2 separate regions of the Homo sapiens genome follow, and region 2 is linked to region 1. The links are chromatin loops, found by intact Hi-C in ENCODE. Cell type or tissue: Calu3. All regions are shown on one strand. Each heading gives the region's core, and the rest is flanking DNA. Links, peaks and the distances in the headings are about the cores only.

Region 1 (8,328 bases), core at 261-8,260:
CTATTCCCAAGCTCCCGGTGTCCTGAGTTAGGCTCACGGGAGCACTCCCTCCCTAGATTTTGTTCCTCTCCCACGGCAGCCACAGAGTGGGGCTGCAGATCCTGCAGGTCGGCAGGCACCCGGCTCGGGAGGGAAACACCAGCTTCCATCTTTCGGGCACCCCCATTTCTTTTTTTTGTGGTAAGGAAGATTGGGGACTCTTTTTATATTTAATTTTTGAATAAATAATATATTTACATGATTCAAAAACCAAAAGAATATGAAAAGGCAAATATTATCTTTTTTTATTATACTTTAAGTTCTGGGATACATATGCAGTACGTGCAAGTTTGTTACATAGGTATACATGTGCCATGGTGGTTTGCTGCACCCATCAACCTGTCATCTACATTAGGTATTTCTGCTAATGATATCCCTCCCCTATCCCCTACCTTCCGACAGGCCCCGGTGTGTGATGTTCCCCTCCCTGGGGCACCCCCATTTCTATGAGGGATTCTCTTGGAGCTCCTCTCATCACAATGACGGCTCTCTACGTGACCACTTCCCCCACCATCCTCTTCTTTCTCTTCCCTCCCCAGTCTTTCCTATAGATGGTGTGTGTTGGTGGTTTGGGGTGGAGCCTGGTGTTAGAGGGGCTGGTTGTGTTTCTTTTTGATGAAGACCTTGGGGACATGTCTGCTGCTGGTGGGTCTCTTTAGATGTGTGATAGTGAGCACGTCTTTGCCCTTAGTTTTGTTTCCAGTGTCTTGGGGCAACAGTAAAAAAAAAAAAAAAAAAAAAAAAAAATCCCATTTGAGATCCTGTTGCACACATTTAGACTGAGAGTTTGTTTAGGACTAGAAAAATTTTAGAAACATCATGAGGGTCTTCCTGCTTTTCCCCTTCACTCCTATCCCTAAGTCACCTCCCAACCCAAATTGCTCCCATGCCTCTAATTATCCCCTCTGTGCAGGAGACCCCCAAGCCTCCTCCACCAGCCCTGAGCTTTCTCTGCAGGAGTCCTCTTAGCTATCCCACCACTTTCAGTCTGCTCAGACCCACCCTCATCATCTTTCCTTCCCTTCCGTCTCCCACAATCCAGGCCAGTGTTTTCTCTACAGTAAGAATTTGCCCCACAAGCATTCAATTGAGCAGCTACTGTACACCAAGTCCTGTGATAGGTGCTGGGGATACAGGGACAACCAAAAATGGTTGTTGCCCTCAAAGAACTCTTGGCATAGTGGTAGCCATTGACCCAAGAAGAGGTCCTCAGTATGAAATGGGAAGAGCTAAGGTAAGCACAAGGCATGAATATGCCACCTTTCCTGGGCACACAGGAATGGCTTCCGGGAGGGATGATCTCTGGGCTCAGTCTTGAATTGCAATAAGTAGCAAAGTAAGAAATAGGAAGGCATTGCAGGGAAAGGAAACAGCAAGAACAAAGGCGTGGAGGCATGGACTAGCATGTGCTGAGAACTTGGAGCAGTTCCATGTTCCTGGGGTCTAAAGTGCAGGGTGGGGAGTGGGAAAAGATAAGCTGGTTTCCTGACTCTGTTCCTAGCACCTCCCTCCTTTCAATCATCCATGGGCAAGTTGTGGTCGACTCCTCTGCAGTAAACCTTCACCCCTGCTGTTCACCCCACCACAGAGTTAAAGATGGGGTGGGGTGGCTGACCACATGGTATCTTCTCACTTGGATGCCATGTTGCCAGTAGGTGAGGATGGTGAAGTCTCCCCTGTGGGAGGTGGCCTGGAGGGACCATTTGGGGTAAGACAGCTACCCCAAGGCCAGCCCCTCTGCCCTCACCCTGATCCTTCCTCTAGGCTCCGCTTTTGGTCTGAATTCTTAATCTCCTCGATCTTTGACTTCCCTTTGCTTTCTTAATCCTTGAGTTTGCTGCAGAATTTGGCCCACAGATTTCATCTGGTCCCTTGAATAGGCAGTTCAGTTGGATCCATCTCCGTTGGCATTGACATTTTACACATGGCAGGATGGTTTTCAGGAAAAGGACCTGTGTTGTGTGGACCCTGAGGTATCTTTATGAGTTCCTGCCTGGCCAGCTCCCCAAAACTCCTGGCCACTACTCAACTGTCCTAGAGAATTGGGATCCCCTAGGTGAGGTCAGTTGGTAGCCTTCTTCCTTGGTGTGTGTGGGTTGAGAGAGATTGGCAGGGAGCCAGTGTCCCAGCTGAGAATCTGTTCCTGGGCTCAGAAGAAGCGGAGTGTCTCTGCCTAGTGACCCCGGGACATTCACAGATACGTGATCCGTGGTGGGTGTGCTCCATCCCAGTTTGATGGGATCCCTGGTCCAAAGCACGTACCTAGGCTCCTGGCTCTTCCAGGCAACTGGCGAGAACTCACAGAATGCATTTTCTTTTTTTTTGAGACAGGGTCTTGCTCTGTCTCCCAGGCTGGAGTGTGGTAGTGTGATCATGGCTTGCTGCAGCCTTGACCTCCCCAGCTCAAGTGATCCTCCCACCTCAGACTCCTGAGTAGCTGGGACTACAGGCATGTACCACTATACCGGGCTAATTTTTTTATTTTTTGGCAGAAACAGGGTTTTGCCATGTTGCCCAGGCTGGTCTTGAACTCCTGAGCTCAAGCAATCCACCCGCCTCTGCCTCCCAAAGTGCTGGGACTACAGGTGTGAGCCACAGTTCCCGGCCTAAATGCATTTTCTTTTCCTTTTTTTTTTTTGTTGAGATAGAGTATCGCTCTGTCGCCCAGGCTGGAGTGCAGTGGCACGATCTCGGCTCACTGCACACTCTGCCTCCTGGGTTCATGCCATTCTCCTGCCTCAGCCTCCTGAGTAGCTGGGACTACAGGTGCCTGCCACCACATCTGGCTAATTTTTTTTTTTGGTGGGTTTTTTTTTTATTATACTTTAAGTTTTAGGGTATATGTGCACAACATGCAGGTTAGTTACATATGTATACATGTGTCATGTTGGTGTGCTGCACCCATTAACTCGTCATTTAGCATTAGGTATATCTCCTAATGCTATCCCTCCCCCCTCCCCCCACCCCACAACAGGCCCTGGTGTGTGATGTTCCCCTTCCTGTGTCCATGTGTTCTCATTGTTCAATTCCCATCTATGAGTGAGAACATGCGGTGTTTGGTTTTTTGTCCTTGTGATAGTTTGCTGAGAGTGATGGTTTCCAGCTTCATCCATGTCCCTACAAAGGACATGAACTCATCATTTTTTATGGTTGCATAGTATTCCATGGTATATATGTGCCACATTTTCTTAATCTAGTCTATCATTGTTGGACATTTGGCTTGGTTCCAAGTCTTTGCTATTGTGAATAGTGCCACAATAAACATACGTGTGCATGTGTCTTTATAGCAGCATGATTTATAATCCTTTGGGTATATACCCAGTAATGGGATGGCTGGGTCAAATGGTATTTCTAGTTCTAGATCCCTGAGGAATCGCCACACTGACTTCCACAATGGTTGAACTAGTTTACAGTCCCACCAACAGTGTAAAAGTGTTCCTATTTCTCCACATCCTCTCCAGCACCTGTTGTTTCCTGACTTTTTAATGATCACCATTCTAACTGCACATGCGGCTAATTTTTTGTATTTTTATTTTTTATTTTTTTTTAGTAGAGACGTGGTTTCACTGTGTTAGCCAGGATGGTCTTGATCTCCTGACCTTGTGATCTGCCCACCTCGGCCTCCCAAAGTGCTGGGATTACAGGTGTAAGCCACCGCGTCCGGCCCCTAAATGCATTTTCTTGATAACTAGAGCCAAGCAATTCTGGAGGGGAACATGCTATAAGGAAACCGTTCATTGATTTCTTCATTCTTTCACTCTGGCAGAGGCTGCACTGGGAATTGGAGGATAGCAGAATGAAGAAGATACAGCTCCTTTTCTCAAGGGGTTTGTGGTTTAGTGGGAGCTGTGAGCAGGCTCTGTGATGTGTGTGTTTAATGGCAGTGGGCAGCACAGCCAGCCACCTGCAGAGGGGGAGGGGTGCTTCTTAATTCCTGGATGCTTTTAATCTGCGTGTGGTGGCAGGCCCACCTACAGGAACAAACTGCAGTGCATCAGACTATGGGGTATAGTTCTGGGACATATTGTGTGATACAGAGAGGGTGAGGTGCCCCCCAGGAGAGGAAGGCTCTGAACTGTGTCCATCAAGAGTGGCTCTGGGGTTGGCAGAAGTGATCTGTTGTTTCACTGGGCAGAGGCAGCCCTCCTGGCTTTCTGAGATCTAAGAGTCAGGTCGTGCTAATAATCCTGGACCTATTCCAGGGGCCCCTCCCACCACCCAGTGACAAAAGGAAGCAGCTCCAAGGCTTGGGACTTCCTTATGGCCCTGAAGCTAGGAAAGGGAGTGCCCAGGACAGGAACAACTGGTACACCCGAGCGGGGCTCCCTCCTGGTGTCTCTGCAAAGGGGAGTCATATCATCCCAGTGAGAGGCGGGAAGGGCAGGCGGGAGTCAGATGCTTTTTCTGTGAGTTGGGATTGCAGTTCTGCCTCCCCCAGAGTGTTTGTTATGAGCAAACACATAATTTGTGAAAGTGTTGGGAAAAGATCAGCTCCTGTGAAAAAATAAAACACTATTCACACTTCTACCTGATTTTTTCTCATTCTGGTGGAATTCCCCCCACCACAAATGAGTTTCTTAAAACCAAACAACAAACCAACCAGCTCACCCCCACCCACCCCATCACAACACATTTATTTAGTGCCTACTTGTTGTTGGTTACTTACAATGAAAGAAAGGCAGGCAGATGGATAACCTAGTTCAATATTTTACGTGAGATGCATTATTTTACTAAGTCCTTTCCAAACCATACCCATCAGATCCTATCTCCATGGGAGTGGAGAAATTTGAGCAACAGAGAGGTTAGGAAATTTTCCTGAGGTCACAGGGTTAGGCAGTAGCAGAGCCGGAATTTAAACCCCAGTCTTCTGTCTCCAAATGACCTGCTTGGCTAATGCTAGATTGGCCTTGAAAGGTTATATTTTTATTTGGTTGAGGAGACTCTTTCAGTTCCAGGCGACCAAAACAAACAATTCTTTATGCCATGGCTGGGCTGAAAATTCCTCAGTGAAGGGCAGTGGCTCTGGGAATATTTTACACATCTCTTCTCATCTTCAAAGGCAGCTGAGCCGTGGTGTCCTGGGTTCTGTGGTGGCCTCATCTGCAGACTCCCACAAGAATTTGGGGAAATCTTTGCAGGCATGTGGGGGTTGGCCCCTTGGGAAGAACATTCAGACAGTGTGGAGTCATAGCTGGTACCCAGGGCCCAGAAGATGCCCCACTGCTCCTTCGGGATGCCCCACGGGAAGTGCCGTTCCATTGTTGTGGGCGGAATTTTGTGGAACACAACCCCTTGGAGCCAGCTCAGGCACGAGGGTTGCATGTGGGGGGGCCCGGGCAGGGCATGGTTATTGGAGTGGGACAGGGATGGATCTCTAGATGGAAAGTGAGGCCAGCGGCTGGTGGGAACTGGATCTTGGAAGCCCCAGAGAGGGAGCAGCTGCTCTCTCTTGGGCTGCGTGGCTTAGCTCTTTGCCTATTTCTGAGCCTCTGCCCCATTTTCCAATTTGAGCCAGGCTTCCCCTGCTTGCTTTGACTTCTCTGCTCTGTGTGCCCCCTCCAGCTTCAGTTTGCAGGTAGCTTGGTTTTCTAGAGGGCCTCTTGTGGCTGTGACCACACACAACCCTAAATGCCATCACCATCTTACCTACATTATGTTTTTTCTTTCTACATTTTGTAATTTTAAACTAGATGAAGAATTCCATAAAACATGCAAAAAAAGCAAGGATGTGCCCAGTGCTGAAAGCCTGGGCCTGGAGTGAGAGTGTGGAGGCAGGAGGTAGCAGTGGCTCCCGGGTTAGCGCTGAGGAGCTGCATTTAGGTTAATGGGGACTGGGCCAGGGCAGGGGTGGGCCTAATGGTGACATTGGCAGTTGTCTGGAGCAGCCCTGGGAACCTAGCTCTGTGGAAGGCAGGGCAGGGGTGGTGTCCCCAGGGGAAGGGTGGTATCAACCCACAGACACACTCAAGGCTCAGAATCATTGGAAGGGGGTGGGTGGATGCTGGTCAGTGGGTGCCCAGGCTGGACAAGTGAGTGCCCCTCCAGACACAGGCATTGGGAGACTCAGCATGTGTTCCCCTCCCCATCACAGAGCAAGGCAATGTTTAAAAACTAGAATAGATGCCTAGGAAGCGGGTACTGTGGCCATTCCAGGCACCTAGAACAAGGGCAGGCTTCAAACAGGGAGCCCTGTGGTAACCCCTCCCATCTCTGGAGCTGAGGGAGGGGACAGGGGAAGCCAAGAACAGAGACAGGAAAAGGGGAAAAGTGGCCAGGGGGACAGACAGAAGGAGGATGGTCTTCTTGACCCCATCACCCTCAGGGCTGGGGGCACAGAGTTGGCCCATCCTGCCAGCCTCACCACCCCTCAGAAGAGGCCACAGTTCTTCTGGCTATGATTTTTTATTTTGAGACAGGGTCTTGCTCTGTCATCCAGGCTGGAGTGCAGTGGTGTGATCATAGCTCGCTGCAGCCTCTAACTCCTGGGCTCAAGCGATCCTCCTGCCTCAGGATCCTAGTCCCGAGTAGCTGGGACTACAGGTGCATGCCACTGTGCCTGGCTTTTTTTTCTTTTTTGGTAGAGATGGGGTTGCACTCTGTTGTCCAGGCTAATTTTGAACTCCTGGCTTCAAGATATCCTCCTGCCTCGGCCTCTCACAGTGTTGGAATAATAGGCATAAGCCACCACACCCAGCCCTTCTGGCTGTTCTTGATGGTGATGTCAGTCGTGCTCTGCACATTCTGTTTTTCATGTCGGTGACAGCATAGGTGACTTGTGCATGGATCTCCCTGGTGTTCTTGCGCTATTCAGGCCCTCTCACTTACTCTGATGTAGCTGGCAGCCTCGTCAGACTTGCTGACCCCTGTGTACTTGTGGAAGCAGATGGTGGGGGCTGCGTGTGATCTTCTCCTCACCTAGGTCCTTCTTCTTGATGAAGAGGATGACAGACGTTTCCATGACCACTTGACATAGATGCTGCCAAACAGCTTCATGTTCTGGTGTGTGTGATTCAGCTTGTCCTCAGCTCAGGCCACAGATGCTCAAGCCTGCACAGAAGATGGTGGCTGTGATGCCCTCAAAGCAGTGGGTCCACTGCTGCCCAGACTGCTGACTGCCACATCAGCCATCTTGAAGAGAGTAGGTCCCTGGAGGTGAAGGGCGTCTTTAAGCAGCTCTGCAGCTCCACCTTCTGTGTGGGGGCATGGTCACTCTGTGTCCTGTGGCTCCAGGTCGTTCAGGTGGAAGGCGGCTAAACTGTGGAGCTGGTGTCCTGTGGGTAACCAAAGCAGGATGAAACAGGCATCCCATGGAGCAAATCCAATGGGCAGCCCAGAGATTCCGGATGACGCTGGACAGCTTCAGTTTGCAGGTGGCATCTGGACAGGTCCTCAGGGAGTGCACCCTGGCCCACAACTGTGTAAGACATTGCAAACTGTTGCCTGGCATCATCCGTATGGAAGGGGTTGGCAAAGTCAGTCTGTAGGTTGCCTGTGGCCTTGACGATGGCCATGATGGCCTGGAGGGTGTGGCTGTAGATGACTGCCCTGCACAGCCAACCTTCCTCCTCTGAGTAACCATCCTCTTGGATGATCTGCTTTGAGGTCCTTAGGGCAGGTATCTATCTCTAGTCTAATCAAGGGAGAGCGTGTGGTACAACCATGGCTTCCTACTTCCTAGAGCTGCACCTAAGACAAAGATGCTTTAACACATCTGCCTGGACCAGGGGCTAGCTGAGGACATTTGCTTCACTCCAGACCATCAGCGGGAGGGCAGAACCTGGAGCATGGCTTCCCGGGCTCAGTGTCTCGTGCTCTGATCTTTTCAGAGTGGGCAGCTGCCTCTGAAGGCTCTGAGCCGGGAGACTGTGCTTTTGGGGAGGACCACGAAACAGCCATTGGCTGGTGGGTTTCCATTTGAAGTCAAGTCATTGGGAGCCCATGAAGAAGACAGAGTGCTGTGGGAGACCCACGTCCACAAACTCAGGAGTCTAATAATACCCTGCTCTGAGCATCTCCCACATGCCAGGCACTGTGCTCAACATTTTACGCAGGGAATCTCCTTTCATTCTCATAAGCCTGCCAGTAGAAAAGGACCTGATTACTGCCTTTACCCAAATGGAGTCACATCCATTCGTTCATCAAGTACTTACTGAGTGCTTCCTGGGTACCACGGCTGTACTGGGATATGATGGTGTACAACGGATAATGCTACTACAAGCTAACTGTGGACCAGAGACCATGCCAACTAAGGGTTTTACATATATGTATCCTCCCCGCCTTTTTTTTTTT
Region 2 (8,328 bases), core at 209-8,208, 140 kb after region 1:
CCTCTCTCTGCCCCAGCTTGTCCAGCTCCTGCCTGCTCTTGGGCTCTCAGCCTCAAGGGCTTCTTGCTGCACCTTTGGAAGGTAAACCTTGAAGGCACTCTTTGTTCTGCCCCAGGTCTCCTGGGGTGGTGATGCTTGAGGAAGGATCAGCAAACCCACTGTCCAAACCTGGGCATGGCACCGTGGTGCATATCAGTCTTGATCACCCGCAATATGGAACCATGGAGACTAATCACACATACTTACAGTTAAGTAATTTTGGATAATTGACACATATTTGGAGTAAGGTATGATCCTTGCTTTTTTGAAGGTTACTGAAGGTAGGATGGGGAAACAAGATGAATATTCCTCCATATTTTGAGGTTGATTTTTTGAATTCACTTATTTTTTTTTTAAGAGACAGAGTCTTAGTCTGTTGCCCAGGCTGGAGTGCAGCGGTCTTATCATAGCTCACTGTAGCCTTGGACTCTTGGGCTCAAGTGATCCTCTTGCCTCAGCCTCCCTAGTACCTGGGAGCTAGAGGTGCGCACCACTATGCCTGGCTAATTTTATTTGTTTATTTTTGTATGGACAGGGTCACTTCACTATATTGCCCATGCTGGTCTTGAACTCCTGGCCTCAAGTGATGCTCCTGCCTTAGCCTCCAAAGCACTGGGGTTACAAGCATGGGCCACCCTGCCCAGCCTGGAATTATTTATTCTTTCTTTTATTCATTTAATAACTATGGAGTCCTCAAGTGCCAGGTGTTCGGCTGTGGTCAGGATAAATTCACCTAAATATCCAGATTTCTGGCATTCTGGAAAAATGGTCAGATTTGGCTCCCCACCCCGCGTTCTTGCCTGGCAGCTCTTGGCTGGCACAGAGCTGTGGCACCCTCCCAGCCTCCCTTCACGTAGCCCATATTATTCTCCTCTGTGCCACCTGCCTGGCCCCAGCAGGCACTTGAGTTTGGGAACACTGGTTGATCTCTGCCTCCTATATACCAAAACTGGGCATATAGTAGGTGCCAAAAAAATTCTTGCCATTTGTTGCATGAAACTGACTCCAGATGGTTCTCCTTAAAAGGTCCTCATCTTCCTTCAAACACTTCCACAGCTCCATCCATGTGTTCTGGAGGAGAACAAGTGCTAGCTCCTCCATGAGTGAGCTCAGCTTGGGGAGGGGACCCTGATGGGCCAACACCCAACCTGGGCATCCTAGAAGTGGGTACGCACACCATGGGCACATCAGCCTTGGTGAGAATGCAAACCTGCCCCCCACCCCCGACATCTATCAAAACTTGAAAATTTCATGCTCTTTGGCCCAGGTATTCCAGGGCCACATTCCACAGATGAGTTTGCAGAAGTGCATCAGGATACAGATGCAAGCCTGAGGGTTACAAAATTGTTTGCAGCAGCAACTAGAAACCCCAAAATGTCCATCAGAAGGGCGTAAGTATGTGAGACATGGTGCTTCCATGCCAACGGCTCTAGGAGAGAATGGGGCAGATATGGAGATATGTGCTGATATGGAGAGATTCAGAGATGCATTTTCAGCAAAATAAAGCAAGGAGCAGAGCAGTGTGTATGAACACATTTTGTGTATAAAAGACAAGTGAAAGCATGGGTTGATGTGAACGCTGGCTCTGCCACTTACCCACTGTGTGACTTGGGCAAGTCACTTAACCTCTCTGGGAGTCATTACCTAGGCTGTAAACTGGAACTAATAATAGCGTCTCATCATAGAGTTGCTGTGATATCTCATGCATTAATATATAGAGAGAGCATGAAAAGAGCTGGGGCCAGAATAAGACCTCTTTGGCTGTTATTATTACTGTATATGCACATATATGTCTTTATATTCTGGAAGAACACAAAATATTAGCAGGAGATAGTTTTGTTATTGAGAGAGGTTTGGAAGGAGAGATCTTTTTATTTTACATCTTTATGAACAGTTCAAAATTTTTATCATAGGCATTTTTAAAACTTTTATTTCAAAATAAGCGAAAACAAATTGACCAACCACCAGGGAGGAATCTCTTTCTGTCTGGGGTAAAGTGGGAGCTGGGAAAGTTAACTGAGGAGGTTGCCTCGGAGCTGGACCTTAAAGGATCACCCAGGCAGAGAAAAGAGCTGAAGGACGGGCATTCCGGCTGGGAAAACCAGCATGCATGAACGTCCAGAGGCAGGAGTGATCAGAGGGAGTAGTGAGGGCTCAGATTTGGGGATCACAGATGAGCAGCTGAGATGAGACTGGAGGGATCAATGAAAGAGTTTGTGGGCAGGGTTCAGACCTCCTGTACTCAAATCCATGTTTGCTTTTAGGTGATGAAGAATAGATGACATATTTTTTAGCTGGATACAGAAATGCAACATGCGCATTTTGCCAGATAAGAAAACCGCAGTCCAGAGGAGTGAAGGGTCTTTCCTGAGGTTCCACATCAAGTTAGAGGCATAGAGGGTCACTGGCTGCTGGTGTCATCTTGTTCTGCCACATAGTACATGCTTCATCAGCCCCACCTGACATTATTTCACTGTAAGGTTGGGGAAACTGAGGTTCAGCAGGGAGGCTACTTGTTTCTTTTTGTGTAGTCTGTCTCCCCAGTCAGCGAAGGCTCTTGGAAGGCAGGACCTGTGACTGTTCTGTGGACTAACGCTTGCCCCAGGGCCCAGGACTGGCACGTAATAGGCGTGCAGTAAATGTCTGTGGAATGTGAGAATAAAACAAGGTCATGTGGGAAGTCAAGGGCAGGCAGAACAGAAACCCAGGTCTCTGTCTCTGGACCTGCAGGCTGGGCTGTATTCAGTGCACTGGGAAACCTGAACTCTTGGTGCTGAAAGGGAGCCTTGGGTATCTTGAGAGTAGGGCCTGGGTTTTGTGGTCCATATTGCCCTTGGTGAATGAATGAAGGAAGGAGAGAATGCACATATGTATGCATCAATGAGAGGATCTGGTCCAGCCCTTTCATGAAGCCCAGAGAGGGGAAGAGCTTGGATAAGGCTGCATAGCTGGTGGGCCCAGGGCCAGCTCAGAGCAGGGCCTCAGACAATGTCAGCTGAATGAATGATACAGCTTCCCTGCTTGACATGGGACAGGGACCCTTTCTCTCCCTACAGGGGCAGTTCTGCAGGGATGGGATCATCTTTTCAAGCCACTGCCTGGGTCTTTGCATCACTCATCATCACCCCAGGAATGACATTAACAGTGGGCCCAGCTGCTTGTGACTGGCCTGCTCCCCGCACCCTCCCCATCACCTCACACTGGCACATGGACCACAGTGGGCCTCTAGGGAGCCCTACCCCTTTTCCCAAGATGGGAGGCCGGAGCAGGGACTGAGTCCTGGTGTGGCCTCATGTTGCTGTGCCCTTGTCCTCGCCCCTTCCTTTCCTCTGCACCTCGGTTTCTGCTTCTCCAACCTATGTTCTTCGGTGCTGCCCTTGGTGTGGGGATGGGATAGTGCGGAAGAGAGAGCAGGACTGGGGCTTGATCGCCTGGACCCAAACCCTGCTCTACCCTGACCAGCTCTGCAGCTGGCCTGGGGCGAGGCACTCACCTCTCTGAGCTTGGAGCTTCTCCCTGAAAGATGGGTGAGAATCCATTCTCCACCCTAGTCTGTGATGAGGGCTGGGTAACGCTGTGCCGGTTACCCAGTACCTGTCCAGCACCTGCCCTGTGCATGTTCTGGAAGTATGGCCAGTACTTTCATTACCTCTTCAGCGTCATTGCCCCCATCCTGGCATCCTAGCACCTGGCCCTCATTTGGATAATGCTTTATCCAAAGATAAAGCATTCTGTGCGATGGAACATTCCATCTCCAAGCCTTTGCTGTCACTTGTGCCTGAAATGCCCTCTCGCTGTCGCTCTGAATCGGAGACCCCCTGTTTGCCCCCTGACCTGGCCTGTGTCTCAGAATCCCTCTGGATTCACGCTCTTTCCTCTGGGTGCCCTACAGCCCAGGCCCTTCCTCTGCAGGGTCCCATCTGCAGGCTGCCCCACCATCCGGGCCCTCCACTTCTCTCTGTTCCTGGCACAGCTGTGACTGTCTCTCCCTGCCTCAGTACCCCGGAGGGTGTAGAGTGTCTGGATCAGGCTCTTTACCTCCCCAGCCTCACAGCCAAGGCTAAGAGAGGAGAAATGCCTGGGTTCAATTCCCAGCTCTGCCACTCCCCAGCTCTGTGACCTGGGGCAAGTATCTTCCCCTCTCTGAGCCTCAGTGTCCTCCTCTGTGCAGTGGGGATGTTGTCAGCCTTTGCTTGGCCGGGTTGTAGTGGAGATCATGTGAATCCACATCTGAGATTGCTTAGGATGGGTGCCCAGCTTCCCCTAAGGCCTGTGTGAGTGTTTGCTGTCATTATTGTTATTATTGTTGCTGTGGTCACCAACTCTCCCAAGGCTACAGAGCAGATAAGGAAGTGGGGTATCCTGGGTAGAGCGGCTGGGCCCAATGCCAAAGTCCAGCCAGTCTGCCCACCCATCTCCCTCCCACCTCTGAGGCCTCAGAGCTGCCAGCTCTTGAGGAGGGAGCTATGTATGTGCTGGGATTTCTGGAGGGGGAAGGAGAGCCCAGTGGGAGGAGGTAGAGCCCTTCTCCCCACCAGGGGTGGTTCTGGGAGGGGCAGGTGAGTGGCAGGGGATGTTGGAACAACAGAGCTCCTGTTTACCGTGAGGGACCTTAATATTGTGACTGCTGCTTCTGCTCTGCCTCCCTGCTGTCTCACTTGGCAAATATGCTCCCTGGGGACCACGCAGGACTGGCTGCTCCCCCAGCTCCTTCTCTCCTGGGAACAGCCAGGGGAGGGGGAGCCGTGCCTCCACTTCCTCCAGAGGCCTTTCTCTCCCTTCTGCGTGGTAATGCCTGGCTGGGGAGGCACAACTTGAATCACAGTGGCGGGGAGACTTCTGGCCCCACGCCCTGCTTGCTGTGTGACCGTGGGTGCAGCACCTCATCTCTCTGAGCCTCAGTTTCCCTACTTGGGAAGTAAAGGGCTTAGTCTACAGCTCCAAAAAGTTATGAAAATTATTCTTTTTCTCTTCACCAGGAGAAGAAAAAGGAGACTTTCATTCAAAGTTGTGGTGGTTGTGGTGGTGGTGGTAGTGTGTGTGTGTGTGTGTGTGTGTGTGTGTGTGTGTGTACCTAAAATGCAACCCTTCCTCCTTCCCCTAGGAAAGGCTAGCTTCAGGTAGGCCTGCTTCCCCCACTCCACCTTCCTCCAGGAAGCCGTCCCTGACCATCCCTCTCTCCAGCTGGGTTAGAGTCCTCTGGGCACCCGTAACACTGGCTTTCCTCTCTTAAGGCACCTGTGTCTCACCTACTCTAGTACCAGGCCTGGTCTGAGGGGCCTCACCCCAACCACAGCATAGAGCCTGGCAGAGCAGCCTCACTGCCTATGGAACTACTCTAAGATGAGACAATGGGAGTGATTTCTGGACTTTCAGACCAGGGCAATTTCCTGGGTGTCAGGATGTGGGTGGGCGTGGGAGTGGGAGTGGAAGGCCCTGCTCTCAGGATCTGTGGAGCCTCTCCCTATAGAATCTTGAACGACAGAGCTGGGCAGGTGGTCCCTAGGACACACAGTGAGATGTTAACTCTCATTTCCCAGGCCTGATTCTGTATGTGGGCCTAGTTTGAGGCCTCTGTACCTCCAAGTGAGCCTTGCCCCAGAGAGCACGGCCCCAGAGAGCACGGCCAGGCCCAGCTACGGCAGCTGGCATGGCCCTGTCTGATCCTCCCTTTCATTCTGGGCCTCTCTGAACATCCGGCCCTGTGCCCTCCATCCTTGGTGTTCAAAGCTTCACAGAAGCAGCTCAGCAGGAAATGAGAGTGCTCTGACCCCTCTAGTCCCTTAAACTCTTTTAAAGGAAGAAATACCCTGATGGGAGTGTCTTCTGGCAGATTTACATTTTTTAAAAAATGCCAGTCACTGCTCTACAAAATGGGAAGCCCAGGCTCTAGAGTGAAGATCAAGGTGCAGAGAGCTGGGTGGCCGACTTTTCTCATCATTCTGCTCTGGGCCAAGGGCTGCTTCTCACCCTGCTTCCCCAGAGAGTAGCCACAGGGCCAGGCTCCCTCCATCTCCTCTCCCTGCCCAGCTCTAGCTTGGCCCATGGCTCTCTGAACCTCCCACTGCACTCCTGCTTCTGTTTTTTTGGGTGCCTGACCTCCACCAAGCATCTCCTTCCCCTCCTAGCTCCTGACCCGAGGCCTTGGAGGAACCCTCCCTAGGTTCCAACTGGGAGGGCATCCCTCCACTACATGTCCTTTGAGACTGGTTCTAGAGCCCAGCATCAGGAAACTATACAGGTTTGGAGCCCAAGAGATCTGAATTTAAAGTTTAGCTCTATAGCCATCAGCTTTGGAATTTGGGCAACTCACAAACTCTCCCTGAGCCTCAGGTTTCCCATCCAGAAAGTGGGTATAAAAGCACCCATCTGAGAGAGTGACTGCAAGACGGTGAATGAATGTGTGTGATGTGCCTAGCAGCCAGCCTGAGAACAGTTCTGTTCCAAGTGGGGCCCAGGACTGGTGCCATCCGCAGACTGGTCATAATAGAAATGGAGAGTGAGAATACTTGTACAGCAGCTTGACAAGATGGTGACATTTTAGCTTATTTCATGAAAGCATTTCCAACAAATTGGAAAATAAACTGATTGGAAATGAAACAAACTGGTTCTTCCACACTTAGACTTTGAGACGTCTTACTCAGCATGGAAGAAATCTCAAGAAACAGTGGTTATTTTCATCCATCCATCCACCCATCCACCCACCTATCCACCCATATGCCCACCCACCCACCCATCCACCCATACGCCCACCCACCCATCCATCTACCCACTCATCCATCCACACATCCACCCACCCACCCACCCATCCACCCATCCACCCATCCACCCATCCACCCATCCATCCATCCATCCATCCACCCACCCATCCATCCATCCATCCGTAGATTCACCCCTCACGGTGAATTCATCCCTCATGGCGGATGCTCAGAGGACCTAAATTTGGCTCTGGCTGTGACTCTTCATTTATTGAGCTTTGTTGGGGTAGATGAGAGAGGTCTGTATGTTCCCCAAATTTCTTCAGGCAGAGGCAGCTCTGAATTATATCATATTGTCAGGGGTAGGGCCAGGAGAAGCCCCATCCCCCAATTGCACCCCTTGCCCTTGCTTGGCTCCTGCTTTCATTTTCATCAGGAAAACCCGGGTAGGATTTACTCTAAGTCTGTTCTTCATCTTCCCAAAACTCAAAGTCAGGAGTTTGTCCCCCACTCCACCTCCCCCAAACTAATTTCCTTTTATTATGAAAACCAGAAAAATGACAAGTAATTGCTTGAAGATGTTAGAAAGATTGCATTTTGTTTTGCTACTATCAGCTTAAAAATAATGTTTAAGAGATTATGAATGGGTGATTAACTATTTTTTCTATTACTTCTCTCTCAAAAGCAAAACCACAACGATTGTGATATGCACAGTAAAACGAAAGCCCAGCTATCTGAAACCAGGCTAGAAGAAACCAAAAATACCCACCCCACAAGGAGCCATGTCCCTTTCGGGGAGAAATTGTTGCACTCAGATCTGGGAGAAGACAGAGCCATGCAAAGTTAAGTTGCTAAAGTGGCTAAAAACAAACATGGTCTCCACGCGCTAATTTTTCTCCATGGCCCCTCCTCCCCACTCCTTACAGTAAACAGCAGTTATGGGGACTGCAGTCAAATTCCCTATTTACTGCCTTTCCTGAGTCAGTTTCTTTTGGGTGAAAACAGTCTCTGATGCAGCTCTATTGCACCATTTCAGCGGGTGTTTATCATTTAAAAGGAACAATTTTAATACCTACATTTGCCTTACAGTATGAGCCATAAATGTGATTTAGGTTTCCCTTTATAATAGACTCTACAAACGATTGCCTAGGCTCCAGAAGAACTGTTTCTCCAAGTGCTGGCCATGAAAATGAACAGGCTTTTCCTTTCTTTACGAAAGTTTTCCTTTTTAATACCTCTTGAAATTAATTGAACAAAAACTGGGTAAATGGGCTGACTCACACATCTTCCTTGCTGGGAGTCTGGAGCCTGCCAGCAATGTCTTGGGAAAGGATGGGTCTCCCAGAGTGGGCATGGGAGGAAGGCCCAGGAGGTTGTGCTGCTGATGCTGTTTGTCCTACTTCCTGCCCCCCTGGGCCCCAGCTTCCTCCTCTGCAATGGTGGGGTGGCGATGGTGGTAATAACATAGATCTCCGACATCAGTGCTACTCAAAGCCAGGTTTGTGGGCTGGCAGCATCAGCATCACCTAAGAGCTTGCTAGAAATGCCAATTCCCTGGCTCTGCCCAGACTTGCTAAATCAGAATCTGGAG

Evidence for each region. Hi-C counts contacts between places; a loop is a spot of excess contacts. Peaks named below come from ENCODE experiments on the same cell type or tissue, not always from the same donor. Only the 100,000 strongest peaks of a DNase experiment are listed, where the experiment ranks them.
Region 2: a loop joins it to region 1, with 2.4 times the contacts of the local background. A loop is called at or near these places in 3 of 110 quality-filtered maps.

What each region holds. Positions count from the first base shown.
Region 1 is chr10:78,061,907-78,070,234 of GRCh38, forward strand. It overlaps the pseudogene GNAI2P2. Among named protein-coding and RNA genes, the nearest start is that of RPS24, 32 kb to the left of the region's middle. In Calu3, for the core only: no CTCF peak of the experiment used is centred there; a DNase peak (open chromatin) is centred at 4,295.
Region 2 is chr10:78,199,923-78,208,250 of GRCh38, forward strand. No RefSeq gene overlaps it. Among named protein-coding and RNA genes, the nearest start is that of LINC00856, 45 kb to the right of the region's middle. RefSeq lists an enhancer at 3,340-3,839. In Calu3, for the core only: no CTCF peak of the experiment used is centred there; a DNase peak (open chromatin) is centred at 4,349.